Linked DNA regions of Homo sapiens: region 2 is linked to region 1. Evidence: read pairs that join two places in POLR2A ChIA-PET (ENCODE). Cell type or tissue: CD4-positive, alpha-beta T cell. All regions are shown on one strand. Links, peaks and the distances in the headings refer to the core of each region. The heading gives the core; the rest is flanking DNA.

Region 1 (8,339 bases), core at 170-8,169:
TTTGGATTGTAATCGTGTTGGCTATTGTGAGACTTTTCTCAAAAAGGAATTAATGAGGCCTGGATCTCATTTCCTGTAGGCATTAAAGAAAATTCCACTAAGATGTGTGACTGTAGGCCAAAGGTCACTAACTCAGTAAGTGAGGCAGGTAAGGAAAATGAATGGAGGGGCCAGGAATGAGATGATCATGGCAGCTGATCCTGGGCCATCGTGAAGGGATAATAGGGTACAGTGAGGACTTGGCAAACACGATCTAAGGGGGTGGCCTCTTCTCAGCTTCATCCAGCGATGCCATGCAAGAACATGGGTTCAGTGTTGTCTGATCTTTCAATCAGGAGAAGTTGGAAATCCATATTTTTATGCAGTGTCCTGATTTTTTCAATTGAAATTTAATACACTGAATGGGTCAACATCTGGTGGGTAAACAGAACACTCTAGGTGAAATGTGGCCTATGGGCTGCCAGTCTGTGACCTCGGCCTTAGGCTAATCATTCTTTGGTTCACATGTTCATCATCTGTAAACATGAAGGTGTTGAAGACAGTCTCAAAGTTCTTTTTCTAGCTCAATGAGTCTAAATTTCAAAAGAGGAAAATGTCAAAATAACTCAGAGTTTGAAGAGGTAGCTGAGATCAGCAATAATGATAATATCTTAAGTTGACCAGAGCTTTACATTTGACATACCACTCTTGTGTCTGTGTCATTTAATCCTCACTTTATCTTGTGCAGGAGGCGTCAGAGTTGTTTGCCCAACCACACGGGAGTTGCAGGTTACAAAGTCACATCATCCGATTCCAGGTCCAGTGCTTTTTGTTTTTTTAGAGTCTCGCTCTGTCGCCCAGGCTGGAGTGCAATGGCGCCATCTCGGCTCACGGCAAGCTCCGCCTCCCGGGTTCATGCCATTCTCCTGCTTCAGCCTCCTGAGTAGTTGGGACTGCAGGCGCCCACCACCATGCCTGGCTAATTTTTTTGTACTTTTAGTAGAGACAGGGTTTCACCGTCTTAGCCAGGATGGTCTCGATCTCCTGACCTCGTGATCCGCCCGCCTCGGCCTCCCAAAGTTCTGGGATTTACAGGTATGAGCCACTGCTCCTGGCCTTTTTTTTGAGACAGAGTCTCACTGTGTCACCCAGGCTGTAGTACAGTGGCATGATCTTGGCTCACTGCAACCTCTGCTTCCTGGGTTCAAGCAATTCTTCTGCTTCATCCTCCCAAGTAGCTAGGATTGCAGGCATGCACCACCACAGCTGGCTAATAGTTAGTAGAGACGGGGTTTCACCGTGTTGGCCAGGCTAGCCGTGTTCTTTTTTAACAGTCTTTGAAGGCTTCGGAAATAGGTGCTTTGGGAGGGAGAGCAGTTATGGGGGATTGTGAGACGGCCTTCAGCTCAGTTGAGGGCAGGTCCCTATCTGGATTTATAACTTAGTTTGGTTGAAGTGTCAAGGCTTTTGGGTAAGAGTTGAAGCCTTTGTGAGAACTCTCTGAAGGCAGGAACTTTAGCATACATTCATCTTAGTAAGCCAGTGCCTGGCATACTACCTGACACACAGTTAAGTTTTTGTATCAGTAAATCAATGGATAAATTGATCCTTCAAAAAAGAAATCAAAGGCTTTAAATCAAGATGGCTGAGAATTTTGTCCAGAGAATTTCAAGAATAGTCAGATGCTTCTGATAAGTACTTTTAGAATGTTAAGATTGAAAGCTGAGAGACTTTATTCCTATAACTCCACTCCTAGATGGAAAAAACACCATGTCGTCCTCCTCATGTTTGACTCTGAGATTTGGGTTTTGATTAATAGGTTATAACTGTCTCCCTGTGCAGTACATTTAAGAAATCAAATACAGCAGGTATAAGGGAAGTTAAAGCCACTGAAGGATTTCGTATGCCTTTAAAATTTCCAAACAAGTATAAGTCTTTATCTTTTGAGAATACATATTGAAATATGGAGTGATACCATGTCTGAAATTTCTGTCAGTGAGGCACTGCGGGTAGTGGAGAGGGTAAAGATGAAAGATGATTGTATATAAGTTGGTAATTTTTAAGCTAGAAGATGGATAGATGGGGTTTCATTATACTTGTCTTTATTTCACATATACTATTTGAAATCTTTCATAATAAATGTAAAAAGGAAATTATCAGAGAGCTTCATAGGTTCAACAATGCTTTTGGTAAACCAAACTTCACCTTTTTTTTTTTTTTGAGTTTGTAATTAGTATGATCATCGAGGGAAAGATGGGACAAAGGAAAAGAGCATGGCAGAAATGGGCATATGGGCTTTGAGGCTGACAGCCGTGGCTCAGCCTCCTGCTAGCCACGTGGCAAGTCACTGAACTTCCGAGTCTGGGTCTCCAGGTCTGTAACAGCAGGAGAGTACAGTCTCATTTGCATGGTTGTGGGGAGGATTAGGGATGAAGTGGGCCAAGTGTCCGAGAACAGCACCTGGCCCATCCTAGGGGCTTAGATCTGGTAGTGTTTTATTATTGTTAGAGACAGAGAGTGATGAAGGGTAAAAATCTGCCCCAGGGCTCTCGTCTATAACCCTTTCTTCTCTATATGAATTATAGTGCCAAGGGTTATGTAACCATGGAGCTAATTTATTATTTTAGAAACAGAACTCTTAAAGACCAGATCAGACCACTTTGAGATTTACAAGAACTGTAACCAGTTTATTGCTTTTTGAAAAATGAAGTAAGGAAGAACTTACAAAGAAAAGCATATTAAAATGGTGGGATGCCATTTTATACCTATTGAATTGACCTCCTTCCTTACCCCAATTAATGGTAATATCCAATATCAATGAGTTTTTTTGGTGAAACTTTTCTCATATGTATATTATAAACTCTTTGGGAAAGCATTTCGGCAGTATACGTTGAGAGCCACCAAAAGGCCCATATCCAGAGATTTAGTAATCACCCTTTGGAAGGTGTTCTAAGGAAATAATTCAGAAGAACTGTTATATACCCACTAAAAATTACTCTGTAATAGCATAGAAAAGGCTTATGATGAGCATGCTAGGTTGTACCTATCTTATGATCACAGCTATGCAGTTCTTACCATAAATGTAAACGGAGGCTGGAAAAGAGCATGAAGAAGGGAAAACAGCTAATGTGTTAGGGTTGTGGATAGTAGCTTAGTTTTTCTTTCAGAAATTCTTTTATTGTTGTTAAAGATTATGCCAGTGTATCCAAACATACACACTCAAAGACCTTGCAAGAGGACGTTACTATCATGGTATATGGGACATTTGGAACATGGGTAAGCTCTTTCCGAAAATAGAGTAATCAAAACCCAGAAAGCACCGGAAACCTTGAGGGTGTGATCACTTACGTCGAGAAGAAATTGAAACAAGACTTTCATTCTTGAACCGTTCCCCTACAAAATACTATACTTTGATGCTTCTTTAGATCTTTGCTGTTACCTCTCAGCGTTCTTAAATCACTTTGTTTCCAGGTTCAATTTCAGAAGCTTCAGCAACTGCGCCTTACACAGTACCATGGAGGATCCTTACCAAATGTGAGCCAGCTGCGGAGCAGTGCGTCAGAGTTTCAGGTACCTCCAGATATGTACTTTCTTGAAGCTGAATGGAGTGTAAAAAATAGACAAAGATTATCACTAAAAAGATGAGATCTTGAAGGATAAGCTGGGCCTAGGTACAGTTCAGTCTTCTTTTGGAAAGTCCATTAATATTCTCTCTCATAGTTTCTACAGCATACGATAGTGTTATTTCACAAATGGCTGAAGGCAGCACTGGCAAGTAGAATTATAACACAAGCATATGTAATTTAAAATGTTCTAGTAGCTACATTAAAGAAGAAGAAACACGTGGGGTTAATTTTAATATCTATATTTTTCAAAATGCAGCTTTCTCATCTATAATTTTAATATTACTTAAATAAATGTTTGGCTGGGCATGGTGGCTCACACCTGTAATCCTAGCACTTTGGGAGGCCAAGGCTGGCAGATCACCTGAGGTCAGGAGTTCGAGACCAGCCCGGTCAACATGGTGAAACCCCATCTCTACTAAAAATACAAAAATTAGCTAGGTGTGGTGGCTCACAGCTGTAGTCCCAGCTACTTGGGAAGCTGAGGCATGAGAATCGCTTGAACCCAGGAGGCGGAGGGTGCAGTGAGCAGAGATCATACCACTGCCCTCCAGCCTGGGCGACAGAGCGAGACTGTCTCAAAAAAAAATAAAAATAAAAAAATAAATATTTAATCCAATATATCCAAAATATGATCATTTTAACATGCAATCAGCATAAAAAAACTGAGAAATCTCACATACTTTTCTGTGTACTATGTCTTTGAAATCTGTTGTGTATTTTATACTCAAAGCATACTTTAATTTGGACCAGCCGCATTTCACTAGTTTCATGTGGCTGGTGGCTACCACATGGCTCAGTGCAGGTGTAAGACACAGATAAGTAGTCTGTATTGCATTTAGATTACTGCAGTGTCCTCGGGTGCTTTCATCGTTCACATCAGTGGAAAGCCTTGTTCAAACCAATGTGGAATTGGTGTTTCAGACAATGGTATATGGCACTATTGTTAAGACCTGAATTAGACCTGCTTAGATATCCCAATCTGTGAAACATTAGGAGCCTGTCATTCTAATTATGCAATTTAAGATTCGGTGTTAAAGTTGAGATATAAACTTTAAGATGAAGCATTAATTGATTGTTTGGATGCCTGACCATTTTAAAAGCACTGTCTTATTTCTTTGTGGTAGAAACTGGGTTCACTTTTTTGATGATGTCAAATAAAGCCAAATGTATTATTTAAGTTGGGGACTTCCATTTGAGAGTGCTGATAGGAACTCCAAATATAATGGTGATTAGAAAAAGTACTACATGAACATATTTGTACCCTATTGCACCGGAATCTTGTCTTCAATATAATGACAATGGACTCTTTACCATATTACTGCCTGTATTAGAGATCTACCTTCATATATCAAACTACCTTATATATTAACCCACTGGGTTATTTAGTATCCAAATAACATAGGTCTCTGCCTTATGCGGGATTTCATACTTCAGGAAATACAGCATTGTGCAAGTTTGCTGTGTCTGAGATCCCAATTTTGTGCTACTTTATTGTCAACTTTAGAGGAATATAGAATTTACTATGATGTTCCCCTCCGGTTGCATTGGGGAATGGGATAAAATGATAATCCTTGGCCTTCCCAGGATTCTTTTTTTCTTTTTTTTTTTTTGAGATGGAGTCTCACTCTGTCGCCCAGGCAGGAGTGCAGTAGTGCAATCTCAGCTCACTGCAACCTCCATCACCTGGGTTCAAGCATTCTCCTGCCTCAGCCTCCTGAGTAGCTGGGATTACAGGCGTGCACTACCACGCCCAGCTAATTTTTATATTTTTAGTAGAGATGGGGTTTCACCATGTTGGTCAATTGGTCTTGAACTCCTGACCTCAAGTAATCCACCCACCTTGGCCTCCCAAAGTGCTGGGATTACAGGCATGAGCCACCGTGCGTAGCCCCCAGGATTCTTTTCATACTGTTTTTGTTTTGTTTTGTTTTGTTTTTCTTTGCAACAGTCACAAACTTACACAATACTTGGAAGTATAGTCCACTTAATTTTTTTTTTTTTTTGAGACCGAGTCTCATTCTGTCGCCTAGGCTGGAGTGCAATAGCGCGATCTCAGCTTACTGCAACTTCCAGCTCCTGAGTTCAAGAGATTCTTCTGCCTCAGCCTCCCAAGTAGCTGGGATCATAGGCGTGCGTCACCACGCCTGGCTAATTTTTGTATTTTTAGTAGAGACAGTGTCTCACCATGTTGGCCAGGCTGGTCTCGAACTCCTGACCTCAGGTGATCCGCCCATCTCGTCCTCCCAAAGTGCTGGGATTACAGGCATGAACTACTGTGCCCTGCTGACATAACTTTTTTTTCACTTGGGAATAAGTTCCTGACCTGATGCCCCATCACCCCCTAATATTTCACTGTGTTTTTCCTACAAGCAAAGACGTTGTTCTATATAACCAAAATACAGCCATCAAGATAAGAAAATTAACAGTGATCCATTATTACAATCTGATCTTCAGACTGCATTCACCAAATGTCCCCCTGCTGTCCTCTGTAGCAAAAGGATTCAGTTCAGAATCACATGCAGTTATTGCCTGCAGTCTCCTTCAGTCTGGAACAGCTTTTCAGCCTTTTATTTTTGACATTAATTCAAGTACTCTTAACGTTTGTGATCCTGTCACATTTGAAGATTACAGGCCAGTTTTTTTGTAGATATAACCCCTCAATTGGGGTCTGCCTAATGTATCTTTGTGATTTGATTCAGACTATGCATCTTTGGCAGGAATAACGTAGAAGAAGTGAGGCTGTTATGGTATCACATTAGGGACATGATTTTGATGTGTCCTGTTAATGATGATGTTCTCTTTTATCAATTAAGGTGGTGTCCACCAGGCATGGTGGCTCACACCTGTAATCCCAGCATTTTGGGAGGCTGAGGCAGGCAGATCGCTTGAGCTCAGGAGTTTGAGCCAGCCTGGGCAACATGGAGAGACCCTGTCTCTACTGAAAAAAAAAAAAAAAGGCCAGATGTGGTGGTGCACGCCTCTGGTCCCAGCTACTTGGGAAGCCGAAGTGGGAGGATTGAGTGCTTGAGTCCAGAGAGCAGAGATTTCAGTGAGCTCACATGGGGCCACAGTACTCCAGCTTGGGTGACAGAGCCAAACCCTGTCTCAAAAAAAAAAAAAAAAAAAGGTGGCCTGTCTGTCAGGCTTCCCCATTTAAAGTAACTCTTTTCCCCTTTGTAATGAATAAATATTTTGCGAGGAGATACTTTATCCTGATCTTCATTAAACTTTCAATCTATACATTCATTTTTTATCTCTCGGTATATGGTTTTATGATTTTCTATTTTATTCAATCTATTATAATCTATTATTTTATTTATTCATTTTTGAAGCAATGAAAGCACAGATTTATTGAAATAAAAGTATGCTCTACAGAGTAAGAGTGGGCTTGAAGCGCAAGCTAATCTATTATTTTTATTTTGATCTTCACATTCTCCCCAATTAGGCTGGTGGGAGCCCTCTTCCGAACTGAGAAAAATTCTTGAAAAACTGAGGAGAGTCCCAGAGCACAGATTTTTTTTAAGTAAATGTTTTTGAGGTATTATGTAAATACAATATAATTTATACCTTTTTTAGGTATACAGCTCTTTGCCATATAATCACCACCACAATGAAGATGTAGAATAGTTCCATTACCCCAAAAGGTTCCCTTGTGTCTGTTTGTAAGTATTCTCCATCCCCCACCTCCAGCCTCTGGAAACCACCATCTGTAGTTTTGACTCTTCCAGTGTCCTATTAGTGGAATCAAATGTCCGTAGTCTTTTGAGTTTTTCTCTCACTTAGCATTTGAGATTCATCTGGGTGGTTGCGTGTGTTAGTTTCCTAGGGCTGCTGTAACAAAGTACCACAAACTTAGTGCCTTAAAACAACAGAAATTTATTTTCTCATGTTCTCATGTTCTGAGTCCAGAAGTTGGAAATCAGCATGGTGTCAGCAGCACCATGAATGCTCTGGGGAAGAATCCCTCCTTGTCTCTTCCTAGCTTCCGTGGTCTGCGGCAGTCCTTAACTTGTAGCTGCATCACTTACTCTCTGCCTCTGTCATCACACGACTTTCTTCATTGTTTGTCTGTGTCTGTGTTTAAATCTTCCTCTCCTTTTTCTTATAAAGAACTAGTCATTGGATTTAGGGCCTACCCTAATTCAATATGATCTCACCTTTGCTTGATTACATCTGCAAAGATTCTGTTTTCAAATAAAGTCATATTCACAGGTTCTGGGGCTTAGGACTTGAAGATATCTCTTTTGGTGGCCATAATTTAACCCACTACATTGCATTGATCAGTAGTTCATTTCTTTTTATTGCTGAGTAGAATTCCATTCTATGGATGTAGATAATTTATGCATTCATCAGTTAGTTGATGGGCATTTGGGTTGTTTCCACCTTTTGGCAATTATGAATAAATATTCTATAAACATTCACATACAGTTTTTATGTAAGTAGCTAGTAGTGGAATTGCTAGATCATACAGTAAGTGTATATTAACTTTAGCTTTATAAGAAATCGCCAAGCTGTTCTCCAAAGTGGCTCTACTGTTTCACATTCTTACCAGCAGTGCATGAGAGTTCCAGCGACCCTGTATCTGCTCTAGCACTTGGTATTTCAGAGTTTCAAAAAAATGGTGGTTAAAAAACAGAACATAAAATTTACCATCTTAACCATTTTTTAAAGTAGTTTATTGGTATCTTCTAAAACCATTTTTAAATGTATAGTTCAGTGGTATTACATACATTC
Region 2 (8,339 bases), core at 44-8,043, 55 kb after region 1:
AGCCCAGTTTGGCAGTAATTGTGCAGTGGCTCAGGCATGTAATCCCAACACTTTGGGAGGCCAAGGTGGGTAGATAACTTGAGGTCAGGAGTTCAAGACCAGTCTGGCCAAAATGGCGAGACCTTGTCTCTACAAAAAAATAAAAATGTAGCCAGCATGTTGGCATGCACTGTAGTCCCAGCTACTCAGGAGGCTGAGCCTGGGAAGTGGAGGTTGCATTGAGCCAAGATTGTGCCACTGCACTCCAGCCTGGGCAACAGAGTGAGACCCTGTCTCAAAAAAAAGAGATCCTGTGTCCTCATTGCATCTTGCCAAGAAGCACCTGATGTCAGTTTGTCCCATTATTTTTCAGGTATTTCAATATATTATTCTCTAGAATAGAGTATTCCATTGTCTGAGATAAATCTAGCTTCCCTATATCATAGTGGCTATTTTTCTTCCAGCCCAGAAGTTTTTCCTTGGTAAGATAACTTTATTTTGTGAGTTTATAGATTTGGATTATAAAAATAGATCGGAACTGTTAGACTAATTTGGCCCAGAGATTTTATGAGTCCACTTGGGAGAAATAGGAGTAATTCTCAAAACCAAAATGAGAAAATCCATGTTTAACAAAGAAAAATTAGTTTTTAGCTGAAGGAAGTCCCCTATAAAAACATTGCGTCACAGGATTCCTTTCACAGTAAGCTACCAATTTTATATGTGACTCAATTGACGTAAAACTCTGTTTTAAATGAATAGTATGTGAGGTGATGGATATGTTAATAACTTGATTTCATCATTTTGCTATGTATACATATATCAAAACATCATGTTGTACAGTGTAAATATATACAATTTTTCTTTGTCAGTAACACCTTAATGCTGGAGGGGATGGGAGAAGAAAATCTGTTTTCTATATTTCACAAGCACATCTATTGCACAATGTATACACATTGCCTCATTATGTGAGATTTATTGGCCCAGCCTAGGATTTGGCTTTTGACAACCAAAAAGGTTGCCCTTTGTGATACCAGTCTCAAAAATGTTAAGAACGTACCCCAAGCATCTCTTTAAAAAGGATTTTGGATTTATTGACCATGAATTTATCTACAATCTGTTTCTGCTTTCATTTGTATCATTTAGGGACTGATGATTTGTATGTTTTCCACTTGTATTTACATAGCATTCCTTTTTTCCTCTTTAACTCAGGGGTTACACACTCTGAATGTCTAAAATGATGAGTCAGTGAAATGGTTTGTGTGTAAGGATTCATAGTAAGAGAGTGGGTGTCCCATCTACAGGGAGCAGCCATGCTCAACTTGAGCCTGAGATGAGTGCGGCTCATTGTGGCCAAGATATTTTGATTTATGGGTGGGTGCGGTGGCTCACATGCCTGTAATCCCAGCACTTTGGGAGGCTGAGGTGGGCTGATCACCTGAGGTCAGGAGTTTGAGACCAGCCTGGCCAACATGGTGCAACCCCGTCTCTACTAAAAATACAAAAATTAGCTGGGCGTGGTGGCGCACATCTGTAATCCCAGCTACTTGGGAGGCTGAGGCAGGAGAATCACTTGAACCTGGGAGGCGGAGGTTGCAGTGAGCTGAGATCACGCCATTGCACTCCAGCCTGGGCAACAGAGCAAGACTCCATCTCAAAAAACAAACAAACAAAAAAAATTCTGACTTTTCCCTAGAATCCTCAAGTCTGAATTTTCAAACATTATGAATTCAATCAAAAATTTTAAAAGACACTGTGCAGAACAAATAGGTGCCTCGTGGCTTGCCAGTTTCTTTCTTTAATATACCTCTTTTACATTTCAAAGTGTCCTTTCTAGTTTTCTGGGATTTAGTATATGAGTTCACCGTCTTCTGATTCTCCTCCCCCAATTGCATGACAACTTTTATTATTCTTTCAGCTTTCCTCTTAACACACTACAGATTATTTGTCATTATTTTATGGTTATTATAAAGAAATAGTTCCATATACTACTTTATTTACCTTGACCCAAGGCCCACTAATGTATAATAAGTAAAACTGTAAAATCGGTCCTTTCATCTCCTGTTGTTATCAGTTGTTCTTGAGGGTGAGTGTCAATTTCATGGTTGGAGGCCAACTCTTCTTCCCTTCTCTCTGCAGCCGTCATTTCACCAAGCTGATAATGTTCGGGGAACCCGCCATCACGGGCTGGTGGAGAGGCCATCCAGGAACCGCTTCCACCCCCTCCACCGAAGGTCTGGGGACAAGCCAGGGCGACAAATATCCTTTTTTACTCTTCAAAGGGAGTGTGCATTCTGAAATGTTTGAAAAGTTTTCAGGATTTATCTTCCCTGCAATTCTCCTTTGGCCTCAGAATCTTCATTTATCTGATGAAAGGAGGCAATACAAATAAATGAGTTGGAAACTAGAAACATCTCTGCAGTCAACATTTGGAAACATCATTGTAGGTGTTTATGAAAGCATCAATAAAGTTCAGTTTAATGAAATAACAACAAAAACAACCTGTAATTCGGTCCCATTGCAGGGTGTTCTGAGCATTTTCTCCAGAAATTGGCCACGTTAGAGTTAAACCTGACTTTGAATCAGGTTAGAGAGCCTTAGTCTCTTTAGCAAAAATGGACATAGAGATATGTGATTTATTTGTACTTCTTTTGATCTGCTGACCTGCTTTTGGAACTTACAGACAAAATTTCATATTATTTTCTATTTGTGATGTTTCAAACTCAGTAAGTGATAACTAAAATAAACCTAGAATATAGGAAAATCTCATGCAGTGATGTACAGTCACACCAAACTCTGCTGTTAAGTAGAAATAAAGGAAAGGAAATGGTGAATTCACCTGACAGTTTCATTTAATCAGTCCTGTTTACAGGGCGGCAGTGGTGGGTGCAGCTGTGTGACCAGCATTGTGCCGAAGGCTTTGGGGAACAGAACTGAGCTGGATTTTTTGGGAGAGGACACAGAAGTGTGCCAGGAGGGCCCGTGCTCTCACTTCATTCTTCTCAGTACTCGGGCGCAGGGGTGGAGGAAGGAGAAGAAAGGCGGGGTGGGTCTCGCTGCGGAGAGCTGAATTCCTGGCAGTGATGGTAGAGTTGGCTTCACAAGCCTAGAAACCAGGAAGTGGGGGCAGGGCACTCATGTTTACTGAGCACCTACCCATGCCAGGCGCTGTGCTGGGTAATTTATGTGTCACTTAGTCCTCAAAAACTCACTGAGTCGTTAATTTTTTTAACCCTCATTTTCTGATGAGGAAACTGAGTGTGTGGTGAAGTAACCCAGGATTCAGACCAGGCCCCGCTGATGGCCCAGCCTGTGCTCTCCCCTCCCTATGCCACCTGCGACCATTCGCAGTGATGAGGACCTTGTACAAGGGAGCCAGGAGTTGTGGGGGCACTCTAGGGAAACCCCAACTTTTCTTGCCTTCAAGCTTCTTGCAGTTTTTAGTCTATTTGGAGGCAAGGATAATGACCCCAGGGAATGTTTTTCTCTCCCCTTTCTCCCGCCCCCAGGAACACACCACATTTGGTCCACAGAAGGACTGACTTCTGATTTTGTATATTATGTGGCTGTTATCAAGGAAAGTAAAGATGATAAATGATCTTGAGAATCTATTCTGGAATGTGTGATAACTTTGACATTGAATGAAAAAGGCAAAAGGAAATGGAGGCAATTCATCAGCAAATTTGTACATGTCAGGATGGAGTGGTACATCAAACCGTTGTCCAAATTGCCAAGAATATTCAGGCAAAAGACTTGGAGTGTTTCTTTGATTGATTTAACAATGTATTTTTTTTGGCTGGGCATGGTGGCTCACGCCTGTAATCCCAGCACTTTGGGAGGCCGAGGTGGGCAGATCACGAGGTCAGGAGATTGAGACCATCCTGGCTAACGTGGTGAAACCCCGTCTCTACTAAAATTACAAAAAATTAGCCAGGCTCGGTGGTGGGCACCTATAGTCCCAGGCTGAGGCAGGAGAATGGTGTGAACCCGGGAGGTGGAGCTTGCGGTGAACCGAGATCGCGCCACTGCACTCCAGCCTGGGCAACAGAGCGAGACTCCGTCTCAAAAAAAAAAAAAAAAAACCAATGTATATTTTTTCAGTTCTCAGTTCCCTCTTTTTCCTGTCAGTGCTCTCATTTCTATATATTAGATTAAACATTATGCTATATATACGTGTGTGTATGTATATGTGGCTATCTCAGATACTTTTGAAGTACGGTCTAAATGTATAAGCATGCATATAGTTTTACTAACCAAAATAGAGAAGGGAATTGAAGAAAAAAGAGGAGAATGTTTATTCACTTATAAAAATTATTTGTTAAGTATGTGCTAGTGGTCAGACACCGTTTTAGACATTTTAATTCACTGTAACAGTAAACAGCATGGTCCCTGACCTCAAGTTGCCCAGGGTTCAGTGGGAGAGGCTACTCAGCAAACAAGCAGCCACGGCAGGTATGGCGTCTGCAGGGAGGCAGCTCAGGGGCTGTGGGAGCACGTCGGAGGTGCAGCTTGAACTAGTCTGGGGAAACGAAGAAGGCATCCTGGGGGAACATCTGAGGCTTGAAGGATAAGAAGTAAGAGGATAAAGTGTTCATTCAGCAGATCTTTACAGAGCCCCGTCTCTGTGCCAGGCACTGTTCTAAGCACTGGGGACCCAGTGATGAATAAGGGAGGCATACTTCCTGCTTTCTTGAGTTCACAGTCCTGTGGGAGATGACAGCAAACAGGCAATAAGAAAGGAAAATGGTTTTAGATGGTAATGAGTGAGATTTAAGAGAGTAAAGCAGTTGGGAGGTATGTTCCAGGCAGAGGGAAGAGAATGTGGTGCAAAGTCCTACCCAGAAGGGGAGATGACTTCTTGTGTTCAGGGGACCCTATCTCTTATGATAGGGTATAATCTGGCACTGTATGGATCAACTTGAGAGCATAAGCAAAGCTAGTCAACTCCTAAAGGAAGGAGAAACAAAAACCAAGTTAATATGCAGAGAAATTAAAGTTATTAGACAGTATGAGTCAGATTCACTGATCATGAGCCATGTCTCTGTGGTCTCCTAAGCTCCTAAATTGGGTTCCTGGGACTGGACATCGGTTGATGCAAAGAAAGTTCTTTAGCCCAGTCTCTTTTGAGGAATCAAGGGTCCGTGAAATGGGATGATTTTATTTTGGTGTTAATCTATTCCACTTGGAGGAGGAGGGCTGTGATTCCGTCTTTGCTTTCACGACCTGCATTCTGTTGGTTGTGAAATAATCTGCTTAAAATTGTGGCCTTGAACATTTGTCTATGACTTTTTAAATGAAGTTTCTTCATTTGAAAGTATAAAACACTAGTTTGAATCTTTGTTAGAACAAAAGGAAAAAATCAGAATTATTATAGCTGTTTCTTGGCTTGGGTGTTATTTAAGACACACTGGCTTAGACAAGGGTTTTAAGGGTTCACTCCTATGATAGGGTGATCTCAAATAAAACGAACATTGTTTAACAAATACTCTGGCCTCCTCTCAGAGTGGGCAGCCACAGCACGCAGAGCTCTGCCACAGGAGATTCCTTCTGGAGTGGGCTTTGCCCTTGGCATGGGTGGCCACACAAGACCAAGGCACAGCTGCAGCTGGGCCCTGGCCTAGCCCCACACAGGCGGAGGAGAGGCACTGCCAGGGCTTGCTCCTGGCTGGGGGCCTGGGCTCGGGCACTTGGAAGAGAAGCTCTTCTGCCCTTCTGCAGATGTGCAGTCTGTAGCAGCCCTTCTTACTCTCACTCATCAAGGTTGGCAGACGTGCCGTGTCCCAAACACCATTGCTAAACTTCTGAACTATTAACATAAATTTATAGCAAATAAAATATTTTCTCAGCCTTGTGGATGACACGCTCAGAAGGAAACACGAAATGCCTTCCTTGAAAGGAAGTCAAGAGTTCACCAGCGTGAAGGGTCGTGAAGAGATGCCTAAGACCTACTAGAGTTAGGAATGATTCTCCTCTCTGGGCTGGGCCTTGCTTTGATTCTTTTCATCATAATGAGATGAAAATGTTAGGACATTGGTTTATAGGACACTGTTTCTTTGAGATGCATGGCCTATTACATTTGAGAAACACCATACTCTGTATCACCTCTTGGAGCCTGACCGTATATATCAGGGCTCTGAAAAGTCCTGCAGTTAATAAACTTCTTATCTTTAACCCAGAATTTCAAAACTTAAGTGATCACAAAATCCAACTGTTACCTAACACCCGTCTTATCTTGAAGGACAAGGAAACATTGGTCTTTAGAATTTTAAGGGGGAAATATTCTGACTTCACAATACCACATGCAACCTGTTTGCCTCTCATTTGCTGAGGGAAACAGGATGTTCTTATAAATGCAAGGACTCAAAAAGATGCCACTCATATCCTCCCTTACAGTTTCACTTTAAGATGTCTTCTAGTGGGACATAGTTAGAGGTAAAGGGACAAAAAGAAGTAGAATGACAATAAACACATGGCTGAGCAATCAGGAAGGAGCCAAATTGTGGCCAGTTTTATATATTAAATCTGACCCTGAAACTTGTCTTGGTAGGTGGGTTCTGTTAACCAGACTCCGAGCCCACTTACCCCACCAGCTACATGGAAGGTCTCAGGCCTGCCCCACAAACTGTGTCCCTGGCAGAACACAGAGTTCCAGAGCAGGAGAGAAATGACTGGCTTCCAGGCTGCCCCGACAAGGCAGTTCCTGAGCCCTGCCCAGGTACACTGACCGCACAGGGACGGGAAGCCAAGAGAAGGGAACCCTGGGCCTGCTCACCCAGCCGCAGGTCAAGCAGCACAAAGAAAGGGCCAGGGCGGGTCTTGTTTTCAGCTTCTGTGGCTCAGTAACCCCACCCACTGGTAAACTGGCCAACTGATGTCCTCTCTTATCAGAAGAAGAAGAGCTGCTCCCCTTCCTTTGGTGAAGAGTAAGAACTGTTCCCTCTAACACTCCACAGGTTGAGAGGAACAGCAGTCCCTGTGTTGATGGATTGAGGCAGTAACTCGAGGAGGAAGATTTTCCTGCACAGAACTGCAGAGGCTTGGGGAGAGAGAGAACACACTGGGATGACTCTGAGATCCTAACATGAGTGTCTTGGTGGACGGTGGCCTCACTAAATGAGATGGACTATAAGAAGAGGAACAGATTAAGGGGACAGTGATTGGTTGGATTTTTGGTAGAATTTGAGCTGTCTTGGGTACTTTTGGCAGAGAACTTGAGTAGGCAGTTGGAAGTATGCACTTGGAGTTCACAAAAGAACTGTTGGGAGCTGGAGGTGTCGATTTATGAGTTACTGGACTGTGGGTGACAGTGGGGCCGAGGGAAGGATGCGATTGGCCAAGGCGAGCATGGAGGACAGGGGCTCTCTACCAGGAAGACGGGCACTGGCCCTGAGGCTCTTAGGAAGCGCCTCCTAAAGCTCCTGTGCCCGGAGGCTCCCGCCACCCCCTCCACCTGCTCACACTCTGCCTGGTGCCCAGGGATCCTGAGAGCATCCTTTGCCTCTCAGAGCAATGCAGGCAGGTGTGGCCTGAGGCTGCGAGGCCACAGGACCCCAGGGAACATCAGGACGGAAGGCAAAGGGGCGGAAAGGAGTGCACAGAGGGATAAGAAAAGATCCATGTGAGTGTGGGGATTTTTTTTTTTAACTTTAATTTTTGTTTCCATCCATTGCAGCCACCTCTTCTTTGTTTATCTTTTTCATCATCCCTCCTCCCTGCCTTCCTTTTTTAATGTGGAAATCTTCCTTGAGCCAAAGGCTTCACTAAGCTTAACTAAGGAAGCAATGGAGGAGGCGCTGATGTGGTTGTTAAAAGCCCTGTGACCTGTGCTGCCCTTCCGCTGGCACGCTGGCACCTGGCAGGGATGCCAGAAATGTTTCTTGAGTAAATGGTAAATTCAAGTTTATAAATAAGAGTGTTTCCTTTGTCTCGAGGTTGTTACTTAGGGCATGTCAGTGTTGTGGAGTAGTTTAAAGCCACCTGAATGAAGTTTTCTGAAGTTTTCCAAAGAACAAATAAACTTCTTCTAGATTTTCCTTGCATTAAGTATAAGTGTATAACATGAGTGGTTCTCTTGGGTTTTCAAATATCCACTAAATTAGATGAGAGTGAAAATTAAGAGAGCTCAGAGGTCACATCTTTCAACTTTTGATGCCTCAACCTAATTATATTAAAAATTTCCAGGAATTTACTATATTTTCATGTTGTTAATATCAGGAAGGTTAAAATGCTAACTTACACCTCAACATTGAAATCACCAGCGTTTGATGATTACGTGACTATTACACCACTGCATTCTAATTTGTATTATCAGTACTATGAGATCAGAGATACTGAGTTTAAAGATGGCAGTGTACTGAGAAAAA

The links. ChIA-PET counts read pairs that join two places held together with the same protein. Peaks named below come from ENCODE experiments on the same cell type or tissue, not always from the same donor. Only the 100,000 strongest peaks of a DNase experiment are listed, where the experiment ranks them.
Region 2: POLR2A ChIA-PET joins it to region 1 with 13 read pairs; 12 of 35 experiments call an interaction of 5 or more read pairs at or near these places.

What each region holds. Positions count from the first base shown.
Region 1 is chr15:90,536,589-90,544,927 of GRCh38, forward strand. CRTC3 (CREB regulated transcription coactivator 3) reads left to right here. Exons shown (of 15, transcript NM_022769.5): 2 at 3,451-3,549. Among named protein-coding and RNA genes, the nearest start is that of CRTC3, 11 kb to the left of the region's middle. In CD4-positive, alpha-beta T cell, for the core only: no CTCF peak of the experiment used is centred there; a DNase peak (open chromatin) is centred at 3,383; H3K4me3 peaks cover 1,297 bases; H3K27ac peaks cover 2,909 bases.
Region 2 is chr15:90,591,521-90,599,859 of GRCh38, forward strand. CRTC3 (CREB regulated transcription coactivator 3) reads left to right here. Exons shown (of 15, transcript NM_022769.5): 3 at 2,116-2,235. It overlaps LOC124903555 (a long non-coding RNA gene), which reads right to left and starts at 4,458. Exons shown (of 2, transcript XR_007064758.1): 1 at 4,371-4,458; 2 at 1,840-2,342. LOC124903554 (a long non-coding RNA gene) reads left to right here and starts at 7,507. Exons shown (of 2, transcript XR_007064756.1): 1 at 7,507-7,594. RefSeq lists enhancers at 2,544-3,044, 4,440-4,509, 6,677-6,971. In CD4-positive, alpha-beta T cell, for the core only: no CTCF peak of the experiment used is centred there; DNase peaks (open chromatin) are centred at 3,091, 6,321 and 6,791; H3K4me3 peaks cover 772 bases; H3K27ac peaks cover 6,389 bases.